Regions from separate parts of the Homo sapiens genome. Here region 1 is linked to region 2. A link is an interaction called in ENCODE POLR2A ChIA-PET data of the cell type or tissue named here. Cell type or tissue: A673. All regions are shown on one strand.

Region 1 (2,500 bases), 330 kb before region 2:
GTGCACTGTCTGGGAATCCTCATTTGCAATGTCTGGAGATCTTCATTTTTCTTACTACTAACAATCATCTTGTTATGTTTGCACTTCTTTGCATTTCACCCCTTTTGAATTCTGTCCTTCCATGAAAATTTATTGTCCTTTTTGATCCATCTGTATTCACAGACTTTCATTTGCTTTCTTTTTCTCTCTAACCCGTAAGACTGATAAAAATTGTCCTAAAGTTTCTTTCTTTCTGCTTTGTGTGTCAGGGCTCCTCTGCCTTTGGTGAGAGCAGAGTTTTATCTTTACCGGAAGAAAACTTTTTTTTTTTTTTTTTTTTGAGATGAAATCTCACTCTGTCACCCAGGCTGGAGTGCAGTGGCCCGATCTCAGCTCACTGCAACCTCCACCTCCCTGGTTCGAGCAATTCCCCTGCCTCAGCCTCCCGAGTAGCTGGGACTACAGGTGTGTGCCACCACGCCTGGCTAATTTTTTTGTATTTTTAGTAGAGATGGGGTTTCACCATATTGGCCAGACTGCTCTGGAACTCCTGACCTCAGGCAATCTGCCTGCCTCAGCCTCCCAAAATGCTGTGATTACAGGTGTGAGCCACAGTGCCCAGCCCTGGAAGAAAACTAATTGCTGGGTGAAATATATTTTCTACCAAATTCCCCTTACGAGACCTAGAAAGCCTAATGAACATAGCTACTTACATGTCCTAAGCTGTTATTTTAAGGCCAAAATTAAAACATTAAGGGCACATATAAGGTTGGCCATTACTAACCTGAAAAAAAAGATAAATAAATTTCCATGATTAGGTCTTTTCAACATTGCATAGTCCCAAACAATACTGTTTTACAATTAGAGTTTTTGTTGTTGTTGCTGTTTTTAAATAAAAAGAAAGGAAGTTTGGGTGCAGTGGCTCATGCCTGTAATCCCAGCACTTTGGGAGGCCAAGGCGGGCAGATCACGAGGTCAGGAATTTGAGACCAGCCTGGCCAATATGGTGAAACCCCGTCTCTACTAAAAATACAAAAATTAGCTGGGCATGGTGGCACGTGCCTGTAGTCCCAGCTACTCGGGAGGCTGAGGCAGGAGAATCACTGGAACCTGGGAGGCAGAGGTTGCAGTGAGACAAGATTCAGCCACTGCACTCTAGCCTGGGTGACAGAGAGAGACGCCATCTCAAAAAAAAAAAAAAAAAAAAAAAAAAAAAAGAGGATGATCAGGGATTTTCCAAGGGCCCAGGGGAACCTGACATTATTCCCCCTACTAACCAGACAGCTCTATACTAAGACCAGTCCCTTAGAGACTGATACCAAATCTATTATGCTCATGTTATTCAAAAGAATTTGGGAGGCCGGGCGCAGTGGCTCACGCCTGTAATCCCAGCACTTTGGGAGGCCGAGGCAGGTGGATCATGAGGTCAGGAGTTCGAGACCAGCCTGACCAACATGGTGAAACCCCATCTCTACTAAAAATACAAACATTAGCCAGGCGTGGTGGCTTGCACCTATAATCCCAGCTACTCAGGAGGCTGAGGCAAGATAATCACTTGAACGTGGGAGGCGGAGGTTGCAGTGAGCCGAGATCGCACCACTGCACTCCATCCTGGGTGACAGAGCGAGACTCTGTCTCAAAAAAGAATTTGGGGAAATCTAACATAATTAATGACTCTATAATAAGAAATATACCAGCTGGGTGCAACAGTGGCCCTTTGGGAGGCCAAGGTGGGTGGATCACTTGAGGTTAGGAGTTCGAGACCAGCCTGGCCAACATGGTGAAACCCTGTCTCTACTAAAAATAAAAAAATTAGTCGGGTGTGGTGGCGCAGGCCTGTAATCCCAGCTACTTAGGAGGCTGAGGCAGGAGAATCACTTGAGTCCAGGAGGCGGAGGTTGCAGCGAGCTGAGATCATACCAATGCACTCCTGCCTGGGTGATGAGTGAGACTCTGTCTCAAAAAAAAAAAAAAAAAAAAGAAAGAAAAATACCTCCTACCAACAACTTTCCTCCCTTACAATCTAGTCCAGGGTTACTCTTCAAACCTCTTAAGCTTCTACTCCTGTAGTCCTTCCTCACTTGACACACAGTCTTCTGCACCCCGTCCTTATCAGCTTGTTCACCAAACACTCCCTAAAGAGCCCAGTCCTGCTGGGACAACTCATAGCAGAGTATCCTATTGCCCCCCTAAAACAAAAAGCAACCTACTCTCACTCTCTATCTGTATCTCCCTCTCTCAGGTAACACACAGAAAAACAACCAAATCCTCTTAGAGACCTACTTCATGAGTCAGTCTGTCCCAGATATCAGGAAAAAGTCACAAAACTAGTCATAAATCCCCAAGTCCCAATAAATGAACTGCTAAACCTAACTTTTGGTGTCTTTAATTACCAAGACAGAGTGGAAAAGGCACATAGAGATCAAAGGGAAGAAAAGAGAGACAAAAGATAGTCCCAATTTTTGGCCTTCACTCACTATGCGAAAACTCCCACCTCCAGGTCATCCTGAGTGGAACCCAA
Region 2 (2,500 bases):
ATCTCAAACTCTTTTCACACAAACCCCATGAAATTACTGCTTCGGGCTAAATATTATCATTTCATGTTAAAACCATTAGGTGAATAGTTGTTTGGGGATCTGGGCCTTGGTACAGTATCAAATAACACCAGAAACTACTTTCTGGTTTCAAGGGGGAAAAGAACAACTGTGGAATCAGACTGTCACGACGCTAATCCTATGGTAAATCTAAAATCATTAATGAGGCCAGGTGCAGTGGCTCACTCCTGTAATCCCAGCACTTTGGGAGGCCGAGGTGGGTGGATCACTTGAGGTCAGGAGTTCGAGACCAGCCTGGCCAACATGGCGAAACCCTGTCACTACTAAAAAAAAACAAAAATTAGCCAGGCATGATGGCACACTGTAGTCCCAGCTACTCGGGGGGTTGAGGCGGGAGAATCGCTTGAACGTGGGAGGCGCAGGTTGCAGTGAGCTGAGATCGCGCCACTACACTCACAGCCTGAGGGACACAGCGAGACTCCATCTCAAAACAAATAAATAAAAATAAAATAAAATAACTAACATAAGTCGACCAGATTTGTGGCATAACAGGAGATACAGTATCACCTATGAAGGATTCTTGCCAAAAATGCTTAACTTCAATCAGATTTTTTCTTTTTTTTTGAGATGGGAGTCTCACTCTGCCACCCAGGCTGGAGTGTAATGGCACAATCCCAGCTCACTACAACCTCTGCTTCCTGGGTTCAAGCGATTCCCCTGCCTCAGCCTCCCAAGCAGGTGGGACTATAGGTGTGTGCCACCATGCACGGCTAATTTTTGCATTTTTAGTAGAGAGAGGGTTTCATCCTGTTGGCCACATTGGTCTTAAACTCCTGACCTCAAATAATCCACACGCCTTGGCCTCCCAAACTGCTGAGATTACAGGTGTAAGCCATTGTGCACTTGGCCAGAATCCTCAATATTCACACACCACTGGAGCTGTTTTAAAGTTTCCGGCTTTCTCTGCCACATACCCCAAAATTATTAAACTGATATGATTCAAAGTCAGTATAAAGTAGTAAGAAAAGGGTGGTCTTGTGTTAAGCATCATCCATAGCCCAATTACGAATCCTCCTGTTACATAGGAACTCAACACTCTGTTACACCACAGCAAACTAAAGCTTCTCCAAAATTAAAGAGACTATTGGCCTACAAGTTTCTTATCCCTCCAACTTGCCACACCCTCACTCTCAGGTCTCTTTACCTTGGCTTACCTTGACATTGGGCATGTATTTAGAGAAGCGCTCATATTCCTTGCTGATCTGAAAAGCCAACTCCCGAGTGTGACACATCACCAGTACAGACACCTTAGGCAGGAAGTAGACGGAGACATATGGTAAATGTAGCTCTTCATTATCCCCTCTAGGGAAGTGACTGTCACAAAAACACACCTGGGCCGATAATAAATGACTTCAATTATGTGATCTAAATCATGAACCCCACGCTTGCGACAGAACATCCCCCACAGCTGTCAGGTTGTCAAGGGTAACAGAGGTCATGTGCTCATGGCTCTGCAAGCATCATGTAGCTAGGACAAAAACACCCTTCCCTTATAGTCCTAACCAAAATCCCCTCCCCAGCACTCTCCCCAAATATACCTGCCCAGTAACTGGCTCCAGCTGTTGCAGTGTGGCCAAGACAAACACTGCTGTCTTTCCCATGCCCGACTTGGCCTGGCACAGGACATCCATTCCCAGAATGGCCTGAGGGATGCACTCATGCTGGACTAAAAGTTGGGGGGGGAGGAAGATAAATTAGACTTCAGTCTCCAGATAACTCTACCTTTTTCACCATGCCAAGCCCATTTCTTACCACTCAATTCTCAAAGTCTAGTATTTACCTGGTTCTTGCCAACTTCCAGACCCATTTTACCTCTCTCTGCTCAATTACATTCACCTCAAAATCAGACTCTCCTAATTCCTCCTAGCTTTAGCCTCCTCCAGATCTAGGCCTTCCCAGTCCTAGTAACAAACCCCTTGCATCTACCAACCGCTCACCTTCAATGATCCTAGCTCTGTCCTTATTTTTCTTAATCTGTAACAATTCATGACATTTGAATACCTGCCACAGACCACTTCTCCTGCTTAGGTTGCTATACTTCGGGTCACGTAACTACTACAACCCTGGACAAAATGAAGGACTTGGTACCTGACCCAGAAGCCAGTCATCTCTAAACCAGTCATAGAGGTTTCCAGAGACCACAGTTGGCCTGGCCCAACAGAGGGAGACTACAGGTCCAAGCAGGACCTTTCTGGAAATTTAAAATTAGAAGTCAAGTGACAAAATTAAAAATAAGCAGACAAGAAAAGCCAGTCACAAGAATGAATGGCAGACCTGGAAGTCACTTTTGGATCATTAGCACTTTGGTGCTATCACGAAAGAAAGAATAAGCCTGTATAAGCCTCCTCTATCCAAAATTGTTTTTGATACTTATCCCCTGATTTTTTCTTCCTCACTGTCGCCCCGGCTGGTGCACAGTGGT

The links. ChIA-PET counts read pairs that join two places held together with the same protein. Peaks named below come from ENCODE experiments on the same cell type or tissue, not always from the same donor. Only the 100,000 strongest peaks of a DNase experiment are listed, where the experiment ranks them.
Region 1: POLR2A ChIA-PET joins it to region 2 with 17 read pairs; 3 of 35 experiments call an interaction of 5 or more read pairs at or near these places.

The regions. Positions count from the first base shown.
Region 1 is chr6:31,205,935-31,208,434 of GRCh38, forward strand. No RefSeq gene overlaps it. Among named protein-coding and RNA genes, the nearest start is that of HCG27, 9.4 kb to the left of the region's middle. RefSeq lists an enhancer at 1-140. In A673, no CTCF peak of the experiment used is centred here; no DNase peak of the experiment used is centred here.
Region 2 is chr6:31,537,531-31,540,030 of GRCh38, forward strand. It overlaps DDX39B (DExD-box helicase 39B), which reads right to left. Exons shown (of 11, transcript NM_004640.7): 3 at 1,617-1,744; 4 at 1,233-1,325. ATP6V1G2-DDX39B (ATP6V1G2-DDX39B readthrough (NMD candidate)) reads right to left here. Exons shown (of 13, transcript NR_037853.1): 5 at 1,617-1,744; 6 at 1,233-1,325. Among named protein-coding and RNA genes, the nearest start is that of SNORD117, 2.3 kb to the left of the region's middle. In A673, no CTCF peak of the experiment used is centred here; no DNase peak of the experiment used is centred here; H3K4me3 peaks cover 1,227 bases; H3K27ac peaks cover 461 bases.